Linked DNA regions of Mus musculus: all the other regions are linked to region 2. A link is a loop called in an ENCODE intact Hi-C map of the cell type or tissue named here. Cell type or tissue: gastrocnemius. All regions are shown on one strand.

Region 1 (8,000 bases), 460 kb after region 2:
TGAAGATCAGGGAGGGATGGAGTTTTGGAAATACCTTTCTTCCTAGAGACATCTTCCACCCAAGAACAGGTTCTATTTTCTAACCTGCCCTGTCAAAGGACTTACTACTCAAGGTAATAGAAATACTGGTGGTATTTCACCTTTATCCAAATCTCTGCCTGCTAAAAACCAGTGTTATAAGAAAACAATCCATTAGCCAAGGATGTCAACTCAAGCCACTGCCACCCCTACACATGTCTTGTGTTCCCAGCTGAGGTTTTCAACAGGACTGGCTCACAGCTCTATTCTTCCCTCTGCCTCATCTGAAGCGTCACCATCCCTTCCACAGGTTCATCTCAGTAACCTTCCCTGATAAATATTTTGCCTCTTAATCTTATAGAAATTGGTCTGTGGAGAAAGCAAACTCAGCATATAGAGTTCTGGTCATTTGCTATCAATTATGGCCTGGCACCTAGGCTGTGCCTTGAAAAAGGTGATAATCTCAATAGTTATTTGTGTTGCTAATTCTTGCATGGAATGCAGACCATAAAAGTGAGCATGTTTCAAATCAATACAGGAACCTTGATTTTTTTTTTTTTTTTTTTTAGTTAGTCTGGTTAGTATGAGAAGAGTTTTGTTTGTTTATTTGTTTGTTTGTTTTCCCTAAACATATTTTATAAATCACAAGGACATCCTTTATTTTTATTAATTAATTATTTTATTTATTTACATCCCAAATGTTGACCCCTGTCCTCCCATTCTGTCTCCCAGAATTCTTTTCCCCATCTCCCATCCCCTTCCCCTCTGCCATACTCTTCCTCTCCATGGAGTTGCTTCCTGGGTCTCTGGGAAACCAGGAAACTCAATGACACCTAACCCATTTTCATTTACATATTTGGAAAGACTAGTTAAAAGAAAGGTTCTGCCTTCTCTCTAGTCTGTTTTTCCAATGGACCTGGTTGGACATCACAGCATCTGGTTACTTCAGTAAGAGGACCAAACTGGATTAGCAGCCTTCCTTCTTCCACCAGTAACATAGAAAATGATTCACTGACAACATTCTTTTTCCTGTTCCCATGGGGTGGGGGTGGGGGCAGGTTTTACCAGTGTTCTAGATCTTCCTATTGATGTGATAAAACACCATGGGTAAATCAACTTTGGAAGGAAATGGTTTATTAGTCAACAGTTTATAATTTATGCTGAAAAGAAGTCAAGGCAGGAACTAAGTGGAGAAAATGAAGCAGAGAAAACAGAGGACAACTATTATATTGGGTTGTTCTCCATGGCTCATTGAGCCTGAATTCTTATGTGATCCAGTGTCTCCTTCCCAGAGAAGGCACTGCCCACAGTGGGCTGGGCCCTCTACCTCATTCATCTAACAAACAAAATTAGCCACAAGATTGTTTTTGGCTTCCTACAGGCCAGTCCAATGGAGGCATCTTCTCAACTCTGGTTCCTTTTTCCCAATGACCCTAGCTTGCATAAAGTTGACAAAAAGCCAACTAGCACACAGAGACAGCCACCTAATTAATAAGAATACCATTGATCAGCACCATTAGAGACTGAGCAGGTAGCCTATGTCAGAACCTACCAATAAGTCAACCCATTTCCAAAACCCACTTATATTCCCCATCCATTGCTTAGAAACAAAGACCCACTGCTAGCTTGTCTTAACAACTTAAAACACACATTCAGCATCATCTCACAGTTTTTGTTAATGAGGACTCTGTGTGGCTTAGCTCTTTCCCTACGCCAAGGTTTTTTTGTAAGGCTTCCATGAAGCTGTGAGCCTGGGAAAACTTTTCCTCTAGTGGTTCAACTACAGAAAAACCTATCTCTAATGTCCTATGATTATTGAGTCCCTTTCTTGGGGAATAGAGGGCTACAGTTCTCTCACCGTATTGTTGACAGGAGCTGCCTTCAATTTCTTGCCTCTCAAATGTCTCTGCACCCCAGCTCCTTCAAATTCATCAGAAAGAGAGAGTAAGTGGAGAGTTTGTTGGCAAATTGGAAGCTACAGTCTCGTGTGACATAATCACAGAAATGATATCCCAGCACAGCTGTCACGATCTATTAGTTAGAAGCGAATTATAAAGTCTTTCCCACACTCTGGGGAGGGGATTACACAGGGACCACCAGGGGGTTCATATCACCGAGAGCCATGTCAAAAGCTGCCTTTCCACATTGCCATGGTATGAATCTAGACTATTCTCCATGAATTCATTTTTTTTCTCAATGCTCTGTCTGCAGCTTGTGACACTCACATTTGAAGCTGTGATACCTTTAGGAAGTAGGCACTAGCTGGATAAAGGTTAACCAGTTGTTTAGGATGGGTGTTTGGAGGTATAACCCCTAGACACACAAACACACACACACACACACACACACACACACACACACACTGCATCCTGTCCTGGTAATGTGAATAGGAGTTCATCAAACACTCCTGCTACCATTAGTAGGCCTGCTTCATCAGCCCAGCCATATTGGACTGTGACTCTTCAAAACTGTTGAACCAAAATAAGTTCATAAAGTTGTTTCCCTCAGATATTTGTCACAGTAATGAGAAGAGTAACCGATACAGTCCCCAGCAAATTACTCCAAGTTCCCCTCCACTTTCAGTTCTAATATGAGAAAGGAGGGGTACTATTTATTGAGCTCCCTTAGATAGCTGAGGCTCACCCCTGAGATTATTCAGTGCATAGCTGGGCTATCTGTCAACAGAATTAAATCCCTGGTTAATGCTTGAGTGGTTTCTCTGTGCTCTGACACAGTGTGAGGCAGAATCTTGCTAAGGCTATTAACCTTACCCTGCAGTCAATCTTCACTTCACCTTTCCTTGGGGAAACCTGAGAGAATTCACCCCATGTCCTCATCCAAGCCAATGATCTCACATAGCCACATGCTAAGGCCAAATGTATACTTGTCATGCCAACTCTCAGGAGACAGAAATACTGAAGACTCATGTGACGCTGGGCAGGTGGCACTGGAGACTATGTGGCGCCCAAGTCCAAACTGTGTCTTGGTCACGAAGGAGCACTGAGAAGTGTGCCATGTACTTATCACCATGCAGGTCTTGTTCATAAGGAAGAGCATCCAGAGGATAAGATGGCTGAATTACACAACCCCTTCTATGCTCAGGAAGCAGTCTCAAGTGCTGTGCGTAATATAGTGACATTTACACCCTGCAAAAAGACTCCAAAGCTAATTTGGAAGCAGTGAAGTATCACTTGGAACATTTGTCTTACCATCCAAGGCATTGAAATTAATAATAGGCTCCTATAAAATAAGAGCTAATTGTGGATAGATTAACATGTCACCAGGACAGGTACACAGCCAAATATGTAGAATGTTTTATAGAAATATGTTTGGCTGTTTGGTTGCTAAGTTTGTATTTCCTGTTACTATTTTCATTTGGTTACTAACAGCTTTATTGATTTGGGGATAATTTACCAACGTTATAATGCCTATGGTTGTTCCATAAGAATTATAGATCAAAAAGGAAATAATTGGTAGAACACAAATGTTTTCATTGAGATCATTTTCAAGAGGACCAAAATGAGAACTCAGCCAGCATCTAAAATGAAGAACTACACTGTATGAGCCTTGAGCTGCATTGGAGCAGCAGACAAGAAGGTATGAAAATGGACTCAAGAGGAACGTCATGCAGCTTAGACTAGATCATTGCCTAGTCAGTGACTATGTACCTTCTAGCACACAAATCATTCCTCTGGCAAGTTCTAGACATTTCTAGAAGAATTATCTGTGGCAATGTATTCAATAGAGTTAAACTTTCTGTATTCGGGTTGAGTTGACCAGTAGCTGCTTCTAGGAGTATGAAAGTAAACACTTCAGGCCGTACAATCGCTGTGCTGCCTGCTGTGCTGATTCACTACTGACGAGTAGGTACTAAGAGTGTGCAAAGCATTAATGAGCCTGAAATCCCGACATTTTTTCAAATATAATAGGAATATGCTCGTGTTGCTGTATCTGCCAACACAAGTAGAGATTTGTTAGTCAAAGTGTGGTCTGAGCAACGGTAGCTTCTTCACTGCCCGCAGTTTATCTTCTGCTTGCTGGTTTGCTTGGCTTGTGAGAATGCAGAATCATGGATGTAAGCATTATCTATATTTAACAAAACTCCCAGGTAATTTGCCCTCACATCAGAATCTGGGGAGGGCGGGAGGGGGCAGGGTTCTGCCCCTAAATATTTCTTTATAAACCTAATTAGTAAGTACAAAGAAATAAAATTGCAATAGTAGTATCTGCCTGTCTCTTTGTCTCTGTCTCTCTCTGTCTCTCTCTGTCTCTGTCTGTCTCTGTCTGTCTCTCTCTGTCTCTGTCTGTCTCTGTCTCTGTCTCTGTCTCTGTCTCTGTCTCTCTCTCTCTGTCTCTCTCTCTCTCTCTCTCTCTCTCTGTGTGTGTGTGTGTGTGTGTGTGTGTTCAGTAGAGATACTACAGATTACAATATTATTCAGATAATCTTCCAGGGAAGATTTCAAGGCAGAGGGAAAGCCCTAGAACTAAATTTACTGCAGCCCTCTAAAGTGGGACTCATTTTACTGAGATCTTTCTTTCCATGAGAGATAGCTTTACCCTTAAGCTCTGAACATATTAGGGAGACGATTTATTACCAACCCCAGAAAGGGCCTTCATGTTAAACGAAATAACTCTGCTGAAGCTCTAGTTGATGTTAAACTGGTTTGTGTATTAATTCCATGGTTATAAATAAAATTTCAAGAGCATATCCCTCAGAAAGAATGTATAAAATCTGCACTAGGCTAATAGATATAACACCAGTTTAGAGTGAGCATCTGGAAGCTGGTACCCATGCAGTATTTTATGTGAGGCAGATTCTGAATTGAGACAGTAGCCTGCCCACATATACTATTCTATAGAGTAGTATTCTTTGCTTACACAGATTTTAGATTCTAGGAATATGTGACACATGCATTACAAAGATCTGGGTGCCTGTACCTGGTACCCACACTTATATCTTTTATATAATCACTTCTACTATAACCTAAATCATCCATGGCAGGAAAACCAAGGTATACCTTTCGTTGTGGACATTTTTGTGTCTGTTTACTTTCAAGACTGGCATATATGCCCTCCTTTCCAATATTAACAATAAAATTTTATATGTGGGTTTACCTTCCACTTAACTGCTAAACAAAATGCATCCAGAGAATGCTACTTCCTCTCCAGGATGGAAAAAAGAAAAGCTAACCATGAACCCAGGAATAGTGAGAAGTTCATAGAATCAGTCATAGGTTGGTCAAACACAAACTGAAATACAGATGGTGACTGGTTGAAATTCTAGGGAAAAGATTGCTATTTGTTTATTCAGACTTGGAATTTAAAGTGTAGAGTTGGGATAGCCATTTTGAAACCACAAAGAGATGGCCTGAATAGAAAGAATCTTAGTAGATCTTCAGTTTAGTGATTGAAAAGGCATGCCCAGGTTCATATGCCTCTCAGAACATCAACCACAAGCCTTACCTGAAGACAGGCATCAACTGTGCATTCCAGAAGGTAAAAAAAATAGTTCCTTCTGTCCAGGAAAGCAGACCCTCCACATGCTTCTTAGAACCAACCGAGTGTTCACAAATGAATTTATTCTTACATGAGTATTCCAAGAGAAAGGGAGAAATATTGGTTTAAATACTGTAAAATAAAGAAGTGATAAAAAGTTCAGAGTACAAAATGGCATCAAATTAGGCGTAAATACTCCTCAGAAGTCCATACTTCCTTCTTTCTTCTTTCTCTACTACATGCCAATTTTTGTAGATATACATAGAGCTCAGAAATAAACATAGCTGTTATCTCTGTAGTCAATAAAAATGTTATCATCTCTGACCATAACATTATCCATTATTTAAATAAAAAGTCAAAATATTTCCAAACATAGCATTTAAATATTCACTCTATTTTACAGATATACTAAGACTAGGCTTTAAAAAAAAAAAGGAAGCTATATCATGCCTTCTTAAATAACTTCCTCTATTTAAAAATCTTATTTCTATAGATAAAAATGTGGGAACAGAGTAAATGAAGGGGAAAAGTAAGTAAGTTCCTCTATGATGCCTGCAATGAGAATATAGTATTAGTAGTGACTTCAGTCATTCTAGAGACTTGTGAAGGTCTGTGTCTTCATCATGAGTATGATAATGTTGGGAACCAAGACTATTTCACACAAGACCTTAGATATGTACAACACATAAGTATCAAAAATAAATCAAGGCTAAGGTCACTGCCCGTGCATAATGTAATACAAGGCATAGAATGGCATCTGCCCCAAGCCACATGACATACTTGCCACTCTAAAGGAAATACCAGTCCCAGGTCCCAAATTACAAGTGTCCACAATACCAAAAACATCCAACATGTCATTGCTTTGTGGAGGCTCTGCAAAAATCTATCTGTATACAGATTCGTTTTAACACAGATCCATTTTTTAGAGGAAGCTATGTGTTCTGTATCAAATCAGGAATGAGAGTCGTAGCCAGTAAAGATGGGAGGGGGAAAAAAGATAGCTTATCCCTTACTGCTGGCAAAGCCAATTAGGCGTATCTTTGTTTCATGACAGCTATATAAAGAATTGGGGAGCTGAGAGCGTGGGCATTTGATACGGATGTGCAAACTAATTCTTTCTGTTGGCTCGCATAAACAACATTTCATGGAATATCCGGTAGATGTTTTTCTGGCTTTCCTTCCCTGAACCATGTAAGGCAATGCAATCTAATACATGCAATGATTTCTGTCTTGTATCCAAAAAGAAAAATAAAATAAAATACACACACACACACACACACACACACACAAACTTCAAGTGCTTATTCAAATAGAAAATTTAAAATGAGCTGAACTGCCAATCCCTGTCTACTGGATTATTCAATCCAGAACTCAAACCAAACTCATGTTTGCCTTGTGTCCTTCATAGATTTGACTATCTGAATTTCTCTCAATATGCAAATTCAATTCTAACTTGAGTGGGAGTTTTTATCGCTGTCATTATTTATTTCATCACATTTAACCTTCTCCAATGTATTTATCAATCTTTTTCTTCTCCTAGACCATGAGTTCCTAGGGAGCCAGGATTTCATGGGTTAATTAATATTTTGGCATCACTACACATATATACTGGAAACAACTTTGCATGAAAAAGAGTTAATATTAAAGTCTACACTTAAGTGCATGAAGCAGTTTTGTTAATATTTTATTGCAGAGACCCTACAGGCAAGGCTGATTACTCTTCTAGCTAGCACTCATCTGTTTTGATAAGACATTATTTTGGAGAGTCCCAAAAGCCCTAGAACCATAGCAGTCACACTCCCAGACTGTACACTCTAAATCACACAAATGCTAGCTCTGCGCAGTCCTTCTCTCTTAACAACCACCCTATGAGAGGGTGTTGTACCATGCAAAGATCGCAAATAACTAGTGCTTAAGACACTTGGTAGTTTCAAGGCCATATGGGCTGATACTGAACCTTTATGCTATGTTGGAAGCAGACAGAGTTCCTATTCTGATGGTCCATGAAATAACACACAGAAAGATGTCAAGACTAAAGGCAGCAGATGGGTGGTTCATGTCACTAAAAGCTTTGACTTTCTTGCTTTTGTCAAATAGCTTTAGCAATGAAATCAACTACATAAACCTATCTAGTCTGAATGTAGCTGTTGAAAAAGTTAGATAAGATCTTAAATCAGGATATTAGCTGGCCCAGTAGGGTTGGCAAGACTGAAACAATTGGGCTAACAAATGTCCCTGGTTTCCTGGAGGAACAATGACATAAAGGGGGAAATATGAGCATTTTCTATGACAACTGGACAGGGTTCACTAGGCAGCTGTTACTGTGAACAGGCGAATAATTAATGGCAACTATTTCCCATTTGCACACAGAAAATAACAACGTTTTTTATAAATGTTACAGTCACTTTAGTAATTGAAAGAGGTTTTTTTGACATATAAAATGGATAAAATGATTCTTCTAAACAAACTCAGGGGAGGGCATGATT
Region 2 (8,000 bases):
AGACAGCTACATCTGGGTCCTTTCGATAAAATCTTGCTAGTGTATGCAATGGTGTCAGCGTTTGGATGCTGATTATGGGGTGGATCCCTGGATATGGCAGTCTCTACATGGTCCATCCTTTCATCTCAGCTCCAAACTTTGTCTCTGTAACTCCTTCCATGGGTGTTTTGTTCCTAATTCTAAGGAGGGGCATAGTGTCCACACTTCAGTCTTCATTCTTCTTGAGTTTCATGTGTTTAGCAAATTGTATCTTATATCTTGGGTACCCTAGGTTTGGGGCTAATATCCACTTATCAGTGAGTACATATTGTGTGAGTTTCTTTGTGAATGTGTTACCTCACTCAGGATGATGCCCTCCAGGTCCATCCATTTGGCTAGGAATTTCATAAATTCATTCTTTTTAATAGCTGAGTAGTACTCCATTGTGTAGATGTACCACATTTTCTGTATCCATTCCTTTGTTGAGGGGCATCTTTCTAGACAGGTCCACTTCCCCTACACCGTTTCATTTCCACTACCTCTGGTGGGTGGTGGGATGCAAGGAATGTTAAAGCATCTAAGAACCATCAGTAAAACTAAGATTTGAAAAAAATTAAAGTTACAATATTGAGTTGTTCTTCTTAGTTTTTCTTCTTAACCCTTTAAAGCTAATTTGTTAGGACAATTAGAATCCTCAATGCCCAGTTCCTCTGGTTTAGAGTAAGAACCATACTTGGTATCTGTAAGAGGATCAGAAAACACGGATACGATTGCTGTCAACACTCGAAGACATTTTCTTTCTGATATGGAGATTCTAGGAGACCATGAAGTCCTCCATTCTCCCTCTGGCTGAGTAATTGGAGTAGGCTTCTGGGGTAAGATATTTATCTTTTAGTTTTTTTTTTCCCCTAGATTCAACAGTGCTGTCCACATTAGTATGCCATATTAAGAGTGTTGGAGTCAAGGGCCCAGGCCATAACCAGCCATACTAGGCTCCTTATTGTATAGGACTTATGGCTCAAGAAAGTTTGAATTGAAGACTGGGAGAAAAAGAAGAAAGACCATTAGACAATGGCACAAAACTAAGACACAGGTGCACAGACTCAAGCTTTTAAGTGAGGTAAGCCTGGAGTCGAATAAGTTACCTTCATTGTAACTATATGACATCAGAGATGCAAGCTAGGCTGGAGAGGTACAGTCCACAGACTACACAAGAGGCTGCCTCTCAATGTAAGGATAAAGAACATGAACTTTGTAGGGTTGCCAATAGAATTAGTAAGGAGACCTTAATAAACTTTCCTTGTGAACTTTTTGTTAAATTTATTTTATGTATATGAGTATACTGTAGCTATTTCCAGACACACCAGAAGAGGGCATCAGATCCCATTACAGATGGTTGTGAGCCACCATGTGGTTGCTGGAAATTGAACTCAGGACCTCTGGAAGAGCAGTGAGTGCTCTTAATGCTGAGTCATTTCTCTAGCCCCTTCCTTGAGAATTTTAAAGTTTCTGGGTTTTACTGTCATCAGTCACCATCACCACTACTCTCTGATTTTTTTTCACCTTTAATTCAGAAAACATTTTCTTCAGGAAGTACTTTACCACATAAAACTGCCTCTGATGACAAAACTTGCCACTATGTGCTTATATTTGCTCTGCTTTGTAAGACAATGGTGAGCCACAGAATGTAAAGATGGGATTTTATCTGCAGATTAGAGTTTTATATATCAATCCCTTCATATGACACTGTACTTAATGTTTTCTCACAAAGATGCACAATTTCTACCTAGAAATTCAACTCTTTTGTTTTAGATCCAAAGCATTCATTGGAACCCTATGGCTGATCTGTAACTCAGACCATGTCTTTCTTACCTCAAGATAAGCAGCTGACTGCACTGTTGTTACTGGGTAGTCTCAGAATATTGAAACTGACTTTCCCCTGAGAAACTTTTACCTTCTCTTTAAGCACTATTTGTTAAAAAAAATGGAAAATAAGTTTATGACAAGATATGCTTGGGAAAGACATCACAAATCACCTGTGAGGAGTTCTGTGAGTAAAAATGAAACAAAATATCTTTTACTGGAAGGATCACTAGTAAGTCAAAAATCGATTGGGAACTTAAAATGGCAAAAACACAAGATACTTTTTTTAAAAAAATTGCCAGTTGTAAATTTTTTAAGCACTTGGATGATTTTATGGGAGTTTATAAAGAATGAGGATACTCCAAATTTTAGTCATAATTTGTATCTTCTCTCTGAGCTTATTTCAGTTCCTAATTTTAAGTATTATTGGTAAGAAATATCTTATCTCTTACACTTGTCCTCATGTTTTCCTGATAAAAGCCAAAGAGATAAATGCACATCATGTCTAAGGAACAAAAAGTATCCCTCCTCCTGTTCTTGAAGCAGCAATATCTATACTGGAAAAGCTAGAAAGGGTCTGAATGTTTGCCAGTGATTAACAATGTTGATTTTTTTTTCATGGACTGGGCAGCCATTTGCATATCTTCTTGATAAATGGATGCCCAGATAAATCTCTCACCTTCAACTATAACCATTTTCAAATAAAAATACAAATACAAATTTCAAAGGCTTAGCAATTAAGAGCATTGGCTGCTCTTCCAGAGGACCTGGGTTCAATTCCTAGCAACCATAATGCAGCTCACAACTGTATGTAACTCCAATTTCAGAGGCTCCGGTAACCTCACACAGACATACATGCAGGCAAAATATCAATGCATATGAAATAAAAAATAAAAATAAATGTTAAATGTGCCCATTATCCTGATACGTTGAGTAGAGTCACATATATATTCTCTATATAATTTATTTACAGATAAAGCACTTACAAATAGTTTTTCTCATTCTCTCCACTATGAATGTCTTCCTTATTGTGTATATGCTTTTAGGTAGATATAAACACACTTGACTAATTTTGTTCACACTATTGAAGACTTAGCCAGTGTCATCTATCTGCTACCCTGAAGGTTTTCCTGTTTTCTTCTAGTATTTTCAAAGTTTCAGCTCTTACATTTTAGTCTTTGAGACATTGTGACTCTGTCTTTAAACGTATGGTCCAATTTACTATGGACAGGCATTTTAGTGCTATACTGAACTGTAGTGGACAGAGTGAGCACTTGTGCCATATACCAGATCTTAGGAGAAGATATTTCAATTTTTCCCTTTTCCATACAATATCACATTCTGTCTAAAGCTGCTTTACCACTCCAAAAGATGGGGGCAGGATCCAGATCATATGGATCAAGAGAAGAGAGGAGATTCTCTAACAATAAAAAGAGTGAGCTACTACCAAAATATAGGAGATGCAAGCAGAGACCGTAAAAATAAATAAATAAATAAATAAGAATTAGCTCAAACGAATTGTCAGAAATGAACATCCCTCTGGGTCTTGATTCCAGAAGTGATATCCATGTGTTTATTACCCCCAAGGTGATACACAGTTTTTACAATAGGACTATGTACATGAATTATGGCCTTGCCTTGAAAGCACATATGATATTTAGCAAGTTTAAATATTTTTAAAACCATGTATGTGCACACCAGTGGAGGTGTGTGCAAAGGCCAAAGGAGTCAGATGCACTAGAAGCAGAGTTAACAGGCAGTTGTAAGCTGATTGACATGGGTGTTGGGACCAATTTATCCTCTGGAAAGTTATCCTCTGGGTCCTCTGGAAGAGCACTGTGTGTTTTTAACCTCTGGGCCATCTTTCTAGACTGAAGATATATTTGGATGTGGTAGCTCATTTCTAATCTCAGTGTTCCTCGGGTAAAATAGGAGATGGAGACAATGTACATGGACCAGTCAGCCTGGGATGCTTGGTTGCAAGCAGAGAGAGTGGCCCCGCTTCAAACAAGGTAGGTGGAGAGATCCAGCATGTGAGAATATCCTCTGAACTCCAGAGGCATAATATAGCACATGTTGGGTACTACTCTCACAAGTCCACGCACATACATTGACAAAGGAGAAAAAAATCCCTTTTCACGTTCATCTATAATGTGCATGAATGTAAGGATCATCTCTGCATTCTTCCATGTTAGACACAGAAAGGATACATTACACACTGCATGATGAGTAATGTTTGACTTGAACAAAATGCCATCTAGACTAAAACCTTCGAATGTGCATTCCCTTGCGTGTGTCCAGTTCCAAATGACTAAATACATATTCAACCGTAATGCACACCAACTTTCCTATAGTAACATATTTTATTTTATAAACATAAGACCTTCAGAGAGCATTCCAGTAATTCATTGCAAATCTAAAATTCATTTTATGCTCACAGGCCTGGCCTACTGTTTACCATCAGTAAAGAAAATCTTGAGCAATTCTGCCTATGGCCTCTAGATGTCTCACCGAGATTCACGTACCAGAAAATAGCCCGATGCAATCTCCCAACTATAGGCCTGGCTGAAATGTCATCTTGGGACCAAGGAATACTACACTTGGATCAAAACATTCCATCAGTATTTTTTTTAACTTTCTGGAAAAATGAAAATAACAGATGGTGGGGGAATAGGCAGATTTATGAGAAAAATAACTTGGTATGAGTCACTCTGATGAGGCACATCCCAAGCAACCCTGCCTCTTCGGTGATGATGACCAGTTTCCAGGTGTAATCCTTGCGATTAGACAAGTGATGCTCAGATGATGGTCATCGGCCCTTCTTAACATGCTTTGACTTGGAAAACGTTCCCATCGCTTACATCCAAGCTGCGGAAGTATGTAATTCAACATCTTCATATATGTGTTTGGGATATGCTTATACAAAAATAATGATGGTTTATCCTGAGGGGAAATGACTCTACAAGTTAAGCCAGTAACAAAAGAAACCATTTTATCTCTTGGGAGAATTTGAAACATGTTTTGATGAGCAAAAAAATATGAATTTGGGAGTAGTTTAAACATTAGCAATGTGAAATTATTCTTCCATAAGTATTCTTATTAGTAAAATGTTTCCAAACGTAGTATACTGCAGAAGTAAGGTTTTACTCATTATGGAAATACTTTGTTAATATGTATGTGGAAAATCTGATGACAATACATGAACTTGGCAGTTTAGAAATACTACTCCAATCCAGATATTGTCCAGACACTTCCTGTATAGGGAGTTGCTGAGCTTATAACCCCAAGACCATATTTCTCAAAAGTGAAGCCAGTGTAATACTTTCTCATTTTCTAAAGTTGTCCTGCTGATTGCAGGCACTATGAGTGTACCCAAAATGACACCAATGAAAGTGAACAAAATCTCTTTATACTCCATCCAACACCATATACACGCACGTGCACACACACACATACACACACACACACACATTTGCATTATTTGCAGATTTTTTCTAGCTTTAAGTTTTATTGTCTTTAATATCTATTTTTTCCTGACTCTTGACATTCATTCTGATTGGCTTCAAATCAGAAACCAACATAATCAGTAAAAATTGATCTTCAATATATGTTACAGAACTATCTAGTTTGATAGGACCTTAAATAATGTTTTTGGAAGTGCTATGCATTGCTTGTGTCTTTCAGTTTGATTTTGAGAAAGCAACGTTTTCCTTAGTTGATTTGTGAGTTTGGAGCATGTAGTACATGGGCATACTTGTGTTCATTTAAGCCTGCACATACAGAGAGATAGAGCGAGAGAGAATATTTTAAAACAAAACTTTCACTATTTTATTTTAAAATATTCTCAGAGTATCGTCTCTAGCTACTTAATTAGCTTTGAAGCTTTACACTAACTTTTAAGACTCTCCATAGGCTATTTCATGCTCCTTACCCAGCTTGTTCTACCCCAAGCAATTGTAAATGTAATTCTCAAACCCCTTCCCATAGATATCTATTGTGGTAAATTCACTGTTCAAGTCAAATATGACCTAACTCTTTTATAATGCCTTGTTTCATTGAGGTAGACATGATATAATTTATTCCTACTTGAATATCAATTCTTCATTTACTTGTCTCATGCCTGTCTAAAATTGCAGTTTCCCATGGTTAGGAACTGGGGCTTACTCCCAAGCATATCCCATGGATTCAACACAACCTCAAGAAAAGAGATTGTGAGCCAGGCGGTGGTGGCGCACGCCTTTAATCCCAGCACTTGGGAGGCAGAGACAGGTGGATTTCTGAGTTCAAGGCCAGCCTGGTCTACAAAGTGAGTGCCAGGACAGCTAGGGCTACACAGAGAAACCCTGACTCTAAAATACAAACAAACAAACAAGCAAACAAACAAACAAAAAACACAAAACAAAACAAAAACAAAAACAAAAGAAAAGAGATTGTACTTGACCACCTGCCAGTTACAAGAACAGGTACAGCCAACATTGTCCCTGGGAAGAAAAATGTCCTAGTGCTGAAAAGATACTAATGAGAAGACACCAGTGAGAACAGGGAAACTGAGGCATTGAGAAGTTAGAGCAAAGAAAAGACAAAGGTATCAGTGAGCTACAGAAGCCAAGGAAAGTTGAAGAAGAAGCAGAATGAGCATGAAGAAGGTAAGAGGTTTTCCATTGTGACTGAAGGGTGTTCTACCATGGGCCCTGTCTTAGCTCCACTTCACCTGGATAGCCAGTGCTCAGGTCCTGGTAGTTCACTGGAAAGGTGTCAACCTTTAATGTCTCTCTGTCTCTGTCTCTCTCTCTGTCTCTGTCTCTCTCTCTCTCTCTCTCTCTCTCTCTCTCTCTCTCTCTCTCTCTCTCTTTTAGCCAAAGATCTACAAAGGATGGGTGTAACCAATGAAAGTGAACAAAATCTCTTTATACTCCATCCAACACCATATACATGCAAGTGCACACAAACACACACACACACACACACACACACACACACACACACACACATTTGCATTATTTGCAGATTTTTTCTAGCTTTAAGTTTTATTGCCTTTAACCAGTATACACTGTAAGAAGCAAGGAGGAGAAACCAACAGCATTGTACTGGTGCTCCACCCTTGCTCAATATGACAGTCTAGAAGCTTCACTGAGCCCTTTGACCTGAGTCATAGATGCTTTATAGAGAGTTTCCTGAGAGCCTGGATTTTAGAAGAGCTGGAATTTCCTGAGACTCATAATCAAGGCGCTGTGTTTGCCTGTAAGACTGAAATACATATAAGAATGGTTCGCTTATATTCATACTCTTTGTCAATTTTAAGGTAATTTATTTTAATGCTGGGACCATGGATCACTCCTTAAAGTGTGAGGTTTTAATGTTCGACTTTGGAAATCAATGAGAACATATTAAATTTAGTCAACTAGTCATAATATATTCAACTTTTGTTTATTCCTACTGTGCCAATTACGGTAGATGGATAGATGTCCATTATAAAAAAAAAACGTTAATGCTTAAAGGAGACCTTATATTATTTTAAGACACTTGTTTATTTGACTTTTTATAGAGAATCTTACGATGTTAGCCAGTGCTCAAAAACGCATGGGTTTCTACTTTATTTTTAAATCCATTTCCAAAATTAAGATGATATGCTTAGATAGTCAGGTTTCTGGAAACAATTGAAAATCTGAACTTCATCCTGAGGAATACGGCTTAGATGTCACAGGGAGGATGCGTTTCTCAAATATTAGTTACTTTACCTTGTGATTATTTAATGACAGGTTTCTAAGTTTTTATATTATATACCGAATAGAAAGTCAGTACGTACATCACATGCGCTGGGGAAAAAAGCAAGAAGGCAAAAAGAAACTTATTTGGGTGCTGCCTGTACCACCAAATATTTTTCTCTGGTTCGTTTTAGGTCATAGAACAAAGAGATCCTTTTATTTTCATAACACTGGAAATTCATGCCCACAGCCCAAAAACACCATCAATGTGATCCAATAAAACTAGCATGTAGTTAATATTAGAGAAAGCCATGGTCAGCACTGCTTCATAGCCACACGCGATCATGATCAGGCTCATTTCCTCTCTCTCCTCTTTGTACCCTTATCATCTCCAGATAAAAATGGAGAAAATTCCAAGTGTTATGAATTTGTTTTTATAAACGTTATTGAAAT
Region 3 (8,000 bases), 920 kb after region 2:
GTACAGAGCATTGCATTATGTGTCATTTGTAGCCTGCCCCAGGGGCAATGGTGACCCTTGAGACATTACCCTAGCCCTACGGCATAATTAACAAGATCAAAAATATATAAAGAGCCACTCCCCAATCAGGCCAAGATGCTGCAAGAGCATTCACTGCTAGCCTCTTGGGCTTTAACAGCTCGGAATTAGTACTGGGAAGCACCCCATTGCTCTGAAGTTTTAAGTCTTGCCTTTAAATTGAACAGTGGTACTTTTTTTTTTTTTGCCATGTTCCTCCAATAACACCATTGTAAACATGAGGGCTTTGCATTTTAGCATAAATTTGAACAATGTGGTTTTGAAAGAGTTCACCACATCAAAGCCAGGCTGTTTGGGCATGTTTTACAAATTCTTTTCTCTATAGTATTTAAAGCTACAAATGACTCATAGGCTCACATTCCATTTAGATCAGTCATGTTGGCAGCTCTCCTCACTGGGGCTTAACTGCCCTTAGTCTTTGTACCCTGGGAGAGTTATCTTGAAATCAGGTGTGGGCCCTTAGCCAAGTCAAATGCCCTTACTGGCTCTCTTCAGATCCAAGGAAACGCTTGGAAATTGTTGCATTTGCAGCAACAAACCCATCAATTTTGTTCTTGTCTGCTTGTGCTTTCTTTCTTGAATAAAGGTCTCACTATGTCACCATGGCTGGCCTAGAACTTGGTTACATAGTCCAGGCTGCCCCAGATCTGCCTGCCTCCCAAGTACCGGGATTAAAGGTGTTTACCACCTTGCCTGGCCTTCTTGCTTTTCTTTTTTATCTCAAATGTTCTCTGTATGTTCTCTATGCACCCTCCTCACGTTCTGCTTTTTAGTAACATTTTGTTGAGCCACTGGTCCAAGTGAGGGAAGTTCAGGCAAGAGCCTTGTGCTCCTGGTTTGAAAGCAACAGAAGAACAGTGGGCTGAAACCTGATGCTGCACGGGGGCTGTGAGACCACTTGTTAAAATCACCAAGCTTTGGTGGCGGGTAGGATAGAAAGATGCTGAGGTAGAAGGTGTATCAAGGGTGTGCCTTGGCTTGTGTGACTGAGTGGATGGTGGAGGAGAGAGAGAGGGAGGGAGGGGAGAGAGCAGAAGGAGAGCGCCCATGGAAGGGAATTATCAGAGAAACAGGTTGGGTGCTAGACTCCTTTAATTCACTTGGCCTTCAGAATGCCCTTGTGCGTTCCCTAGATTTCTTCATTGTACAAATAAGTAAGCCAAGGACCAGCACCAAAAAGTCGTCTGAGGGCAAACATAAAGGGAAAGCCGGTGCTCAAACTCAGCTGTGCCTCCACACCCACTGTGTGGCTTGCTGGGGCACACCTGGGGCTTGCTGTGTAACCAAGGCTGGCCTGTAACCTCTGCTTCCCCTGGGGCTAAGCATGCACAGTGACACCTCACAAACTTTATCAAATCTTCCTTTTTTCTCCTTGAAACTGTAGGGAGGCCTCCCAGTACTAACCTTCTGTAGGACACACCTTTCCAAATCCACACACGTTTCCAAAAATGCTTAGGGGGTAATTTACCATCCCTTTATCTAGATCTTCAGCTGTCTAGAATCTTAAGGTCTGTTTTTTTTTTTTTTTTTTCCTTTCTGTTCATAATGTACACTGTACTTTTCTGATAATAATGAGTAGGTGTTTAGGAGTAACTCAGTAGCATTGTTTGCTGTCAAATCTCAATACTACAGAACATCTCAAAATAACTTTTGAGATGAATTCTCCCCAGTCTGAGGCAATTAGAAGCAGGCTATCTTAAGAGCACATAAGAGCCACTGGGAAACCCCTGGGAGGATTTGTCTGTTGAATGTGCTATGCTTTAGTCTCAGGGCAGCCTCTTCTTATGTGTGCTAACGCACATACACATGTAGAATGCACGCATGCAGACCCAAGTACGTGCAAGAACATGCGTGTATACATAGAGATGCACACAGATGCACAAGTCTTATCATACACCAGGTCAGAATTCTGGGTAAGAATGAGTTTATTCCATCTAGAAGGCCACACAGAAAGTGGGAATTAGACTCAGGGTTAGGTTCAACGCCATCGCACGCAGAAGCACGTGCTCCTTCTAGGATGGTTTATGACATCATAGAACTGGCTTTAACCATCACGGTTCTGGGCTGACTGACCTGCACAGAAAGGCAGAGCTCTAGGGACCAAGGACTAAGGCTTCTGCTTGCTTGTGTGCTTCTCCCGAAGGCCTCTCAGGCTACTCATCTCATAGCTTATCCACACAGGCGTGGGTCGTCCTCACTTCCAAGTTGTCTGCCAGGTCTTACCACTTCAAAGTTGTGGACATCACACTGTCTCCAGAGTGCCTCTTTGGCTGGTTTTCAGCCTCCTAACCGAGTGTCTTTTTTGCTCTTCTTTCTTTGCTGCTTTGGCCCAGCAAAGAATGAGGCCCTAAGGTGGAAGCTGCTTTCTTTCTTGTGGATCTACCTTGGACTGTCCTTGCTGAGAGCCATTGGCCCAGCCCTGTGATTGACTATGTCACTGTCGTGGCCAGGGTTCCACCTGAAAGAGATGAATGCCCAGAGGGTTTTTAGCTTTAATGATGGATTTGAACAACAGCCCTGCTTCTCTGGTCCAGTAAGACTGTCAGGGACAATTTCCCAGGTCAGGGGTTATCTCCATAATTATGCATTGATATCAATACATCTGGACATGTAGTTATACACTGCCCAGGCTTGTGGTCTTCGAAGAATGTTTAGTGTTGAGTATTTAAGGCTTTTAAGAGCATACATATACATATACATGACATCTCATCTGTCAGTCTGTTTCTTGCTCCTAAATGTGTCAAGAAATCTAGGGTCCTGGCAAATTCATAAAATTCATTAATAGACCGAGCTGTATTTCCAAAGTCTGTGGCTTCCTAGCTTCCCTTATTTGAGTTCCAAGAGCTAGGGTGACTGGACTCTGGTGTGGTCCCCTGCCTAGGATGATAACATCCCCATTGTGCCTATGGCAGACAACAAGCTCTGGCCTCAGCCCCTTACAAGGGCACGAGCCCCGTTGTAGAGGCTTCCTCTAACAACCTACAAAAGCCTTCACCTGAAAATACACCACAGTAAAGATTAGGGTGTCATCATTTGGACTGGGGGAAGGGACAGGCATCTGGTCCAGGGCAGATGCCTTGAACTTGCACCAACAGGCAGGACATCCGCAGCTACTTGAGATCGCAGGTTAAGCCAATGAATTCTCCTGGCAAAAACCATTGTGTGAAAGGGGCTTTGTAGATTTCTAAAACTCATGGAATACTCTGCTCTGAAGTTCTGGTCAGTCCAGTTCTTTGCAAAGGAAAAAAAAAAAAAAAGTCAGGCCACATTCTGACTGTCCTTACACAGCTGTCCATTCCCTGAACTACCACGGTATCAGGCCTTGCCACAGTGAGAGCTGAGCAACTCAGTCTAACCTGCTCTCTCTTCCTCCTCTCCTTCTGTCTGACATCCCTCTGGATTAGGACAAGGATTGGGACCAGACCAGGTAGGAGGTCCGAGAAAGGATACACAGAGAGAGGTGTGACAGCGAACCTTGATTGTGAACGTGTTTAAATTAAGAAAATCCTAGATCTGGGGCTGGAGGGATGGCTCAGCCATTAGGAATGCCTACTGCTCTAGCCGAGGACCCAGGTTCAGTTCCCAGCACTCACAGGGTGACTCACAACCACATGTAACTCCAGGCCCAGGCAATCCAATGCCTGTTTCTGGAGAATGCCCCGCATGCAAGAGGTGCACATACACTCACAAAGCCTCACACAGATGCACAGAAATAAAGATCAGTTTTAGCCAAGGAAATTTCCACATTAGTATAACACACCTGTGTGTGTGCTGCATAACTGAGTGGTTTAATCCCTTGGTGGATCTAAACTAGGACTGCGGAAGTTATAATATGACTGCAGTGTTACAAGGTACTAAAAAAGTATGAGGTGCACCTTGGTTGAAGGAAGTAGGTCCCCGGAGTGTGTCTTTGGAAATTATGTCCTGACCTGGCCCCTTCCTGTTTTGCCCTATTCTGCTTCCTGTCCAGCAGGAGGAAAGGTCCTCTGCCTCATACTCCTGTTGCTACCATGTTCTTACCCATGCATGTGGTGCCAAGCAGCCCTGCACCGAACTCTGAAGCCCGGAGCAAAATGAACCTTCCCTTAAATCGTTTCTGCCAGTAATGCGGTTACAGCGGTGAGAACGGTAACTGCTACAGGTCGGAGCGGCTGTGCAAGTTAGCAGGAACCACTGCACTTAGGCATCCTTCACTGTTAGACATCCTGCACTGTTGCAGTCCTTACAGCCTTCAGTCTTGACAGTCACCGCACATTACATAGTTTCATCTTTCTGACTTGGAGTTAGAGTTGTAAGGGGGCTACGGACTGGAGCAGTAAGCACAAGGCATGTGCACATGAGCAAAAATGAATTCTGACTTTGGAACTGATATGAAACCCCTGTGTCCTCTCTCCCAGGACCTTGTGAGTCTTTCCTGGGGAAGAATTGTGATGTGACACAGAACCTGCTAGGTGCTGGCAGATGACCCGCAGACCATCTAGACAGTAAACAACTCCCTAATGTTCTGTGCAGCGTCTTCTGTAGAGCCCATCTGGTTCAAAATGACCCTGATTCTGCTTACAAAGTGGAATGCTTTGCTGACTGGAATGTGTCCTAGTTTTCGTCTACAGACACCGTGTTGTAGGCCTCTGCCTCCACCTGCTGGCAACTGTAAGCACTGAGAGAAACCGACTGGCTCTTTTCAGTACAAAGATGTTTGGTCTCAATGGCTAGAGTACTTCACATTCATAGCCATACAGGAACGCAGTAAACATTAAGTGTATGGGCTTACTGGCAGCCCTACCAACCCTAAATTCATCTCTTAACCAAGTTCCCTGGTGAGTCCCATGCAGAGAGCAGGAAGGAGTGACCACACTGGGACATCAGAGATGGAGCTCAGTGAAGGCTCTATGTGGCTCCACCGCTGCTCATCCCCAGGCGTGGGTAGCTAGATGGCAAGTCTCGTGTGAAGTGCCCTGGCTGCCCACTTCCAGCTTACCCAGGGCACTGGTAGAGGCAAAGGTCAAAGCTATATCCTCTTGGAACTCAAACGAAGCTTTTACAATGGGGCTGGAGGTACAGCTCAGCATTTATGGGTGTTTGCTGCTTGCAGAGGACCAGAATTCAATTCCCGGCACCCATCTTGGGCACTGCAGAACCCCGTGTGACCCCAGCTTCAGCATAGCCAGCACCCTCATCTGGCCTCTACAGACATCTGCACATGTGTGCAGATAATCACAGACAGACACACATACATACACATAAATAAAACATAAAAATAAAATCCTAACAAAATGTACAATGGAGAATTGTACTTGGCAAACAGTCCTTAGGGTTTGGCCTCACAAGTGGTCCGTCCTGTTAGTGACATATGTCTTTGATGTGTACACAGACTACGCTTTATTTCTGTGGCTTTTTAATTTCCTTTGTTGAAACTTGGAATTTCTGTCTAATCAAGCAAACCTAATATCTATTGGGTGTCTAGCCAGGCAGTCAAGGTCATAGGAAAAAAAAGGAATGACTAAGAAACTCCCACAAACCAAGAAACTAAGTGGACTGTAATCCCTTGGATTGGTCCATGGAACAAAACCTTAGGAAAATTGGCAGAATCCAAATGTAGTCTGGAATTGAGTTCTTGGTAATATTTTGATGGTTGATTCTTAGTATTGACAAATTATCTTAATAATATAACATTAACGTCATAAGAATTGAATTTTCTATTACCTTTGGCAGTGTTAACCAAATATCCCAATAAAAAAATATAAAGTAATTGTAAATGTTTACAGAGTGTTGGAGCAGGGCACTGAATGAGACCAAATGAGTTAGAGGACACTGCCAAAGAGCACAGCATGGTAGTTTCATGTCCAGCCACCAAAAGTCAGAACCAAGCACCACTCTTCAGAGAGGCAACCCCGGCTGCAGGTAGCAGACAGGACAAATTTGTGCTATCCAGGGAGGCCTGCCAGCCCTGAACACTCACTGGAAACCAGTGATGGGCACATGAACCTCAGTGTGGAAGGAGCACAAGGCTGGGATAGCCCTCACAGTTATACAGGAAGAGGATGAGGTCCAGAGTAAGCTCCTGGTAGAGTCATAGCAAGCCCATGCCATGCCTAAGACCATCTAGCTTTGTTCAGAACTCTTGCATTACAGATGTTGTTGAATGGCTCGGTTCTCAGCTTGAGTCTGCCTCCACTGGCTAACTGGTCCCTCTTGGTTGGAAACTGCTGTGCCTAGGTCCAGGGCTGCTAAAACCACCACCATGCTTTGAAGATGAAGGACATAGCAGGAGGTAGGCAGCAGCAGGGCCCAGCTTCACTGTGTCTCAGAAGGACCTAATGTTATTACATATTTTTAACTCAGTTTACTATACTCTGGATTACACCCTGCAACTATCCTCTTCCTTGATAGTGAAAATGAAATGTCTTCGTTGGATACAGTTCCAAGATCAGGGGGCAGGAATTAAGAATGAGACCTCCCCTCTAGGCCCTGAGACCACTAGAACTTCACTGCCTGCCCTCACCCATCATACCGGAGACCTACCTTTAAGAAAACCAGCTCTAAACAGACAGTGGAAAGTCCCTGTCCCTTCCAGGCAGATGTCAGAATAAACGGAGGCCTTGAATACCTGAGAAGTCTGGATCAGGCATCAGGAAATTCTCAGGGGCCTCTAGGACTTGAGCAAAGGCAGCCTAGCAAGCAATGGAGAGCAGCCAAACTCCTGTGCTCCCTCTCATCTGCTCTGGACCCTTCTGAACATCAGGAGAGGCCGTGACCGCAGCCAAGCCCAACCCCACAGCATCTTGAGAGGACTGGACTTTAGAATGCTAAAGGGCGTTCATCCTCCGGCATTGGCGGGGTGTGTTTCTTATGTTTTACTCCTCATAGACCCACAGCACAAAGCTGAATTCTCTATTTTACCTTTAAGTTTCTATTTTCCATTCTTACTTACAGCCTCACACCCATGTCTGAAGATGTGTATCCATTTCTCTGTCTCCATAGCCTCCTGTGTATTAGCCACTCAGAGTGAAGGACACAACATGGCTTCTGTCCTTGGGTCTATGGCTGGTTTTCTAGGAGACTGTATGTATTTGTCCAATGAATGTCCCTAAATGATTTCCAGTAATAAAAACGAAAAGTCCAAAAGAACAGAAGAAGAAAAGGTCTTCCTGGGCGCAAGCAGTCTCTTTGAGCCTCCAGATTCAGTTTACATGACTGGATAAAGCAAGGCACCTCCGGATGGCTAACACAGACCATCTCGTTACAGGTGGAAGCTACTTTAGAAGCTCCTAAAGCCTTTACAAGCCACTCTCAAATTCACTGAAACTCTTCACAGTAAACCACTAAAGGGATAAAAGTTTGATGAGATTTAAGACAGAGTTTCTAAAGATTTTTACCTTGTATGTTTTACATTAAAATCTTTAACCATTCACTTAAAATAAATCTCTCTTGTTGTAGTGAGTCCTTGAGAGAATGGAACTTTGTTGTTAAGCTTTCAGTCAGCCGCTTCCTTCTTGTTCCTCCATGTTTCTATAGGAAGTCAGAAGTACTCAGTGCTTTCAGAAACCATGGTGAACTACCTATGCGGGCTGGGTAGTGTTGTGCCTTAATCTTTCTCAAAGGGGATATTAACTTCAGGAGGTACATTCAGGAGTCCTGAATAAAATCTGGCATTTGTGGGGAATCTTAGGGTCCCCACTGCTTTCAAACAGATCCAGTACCTTAGCTGCCAATAAGACAATGGCATCCTCCTTTTTAGATCATGGTGTTAACTGAGGAACTAGCACATGCCTGGGGCACCAAGAGGGAAAGAGGTGTGAGCCTTGTGTCTTTGGTAAGTCACATAAAATCCTACTGTCTCAATTCTTCACCTGTAAAAGATGTAGGACCAAGACCACACAGAACAATGTGGATGACTGTCACAAATGTAAAGAATGAAGCCC

Evidence for each region. A loop is a pair of places that touch in the nucleus more often than their neighbours do. Peaks named below come from ENCODE experiments on the same cell type or tissue, not always from the same donor. Only the 100,000 strongest peaks of a DNase experiment are listed, where the experiment ranks them.
Region 1: it touches region 2 in a loop (2.1-fold over the local background); 2 of 42 quality-filtered maps call a loop at or near these places.
Region 3: a loop joins it to region 2, with 2.9 times the contacts of the local background. A loop is called at or near these places in 10 of 42 quality-filtered maps.

What each region holds. Positions count from the first base shown.
Region 1 is chr1:81,970,721-81,978,720 of GRCm38, forward strand. No RefSeq gene overlaps it. Among named protein-coding and RNA genes, the nearest start is that of Mir6344, 160 kb to the right of the region's middle. In gastrocnemius, no CTCF peak of the experiment used is centred here; no DNase peak of the experiment used is centred here; H3K4me3 peaks cover 455 bases; H3K27ac peaks cover 3,555 bases.
Region 2 is chr1:81,512,413-81,520,412 of GRCm38, forward strand. No RefSeq gene overlaps it. Among named protein-coding and RNA genes, the nearest start is that of Nyap2, 440 kb to the left of the region's middle. In gastrocnemius, CTCF peaks have their summits at 1,361 (motif pointing right) and 4,330; a DNase peak (open chromatin) is centred at 4,371.
Region 3 is chr1:82,428,838-82,436,837 of GRCm38, forward strand. All of the region lies in intron 6 of Rhbdd1 (rhomboid domain containing 1), which reads left to right. Among named protein-coding and RNA genes, the nearest start is that of Gm46095, 61 kb to the left of the region's middle. In gastrocnemius, no CTCF peak of the experiment used is centred here; a DNase peak (open chromatin) is centred at 4,706; H3K27ac peaks cover 638 bases.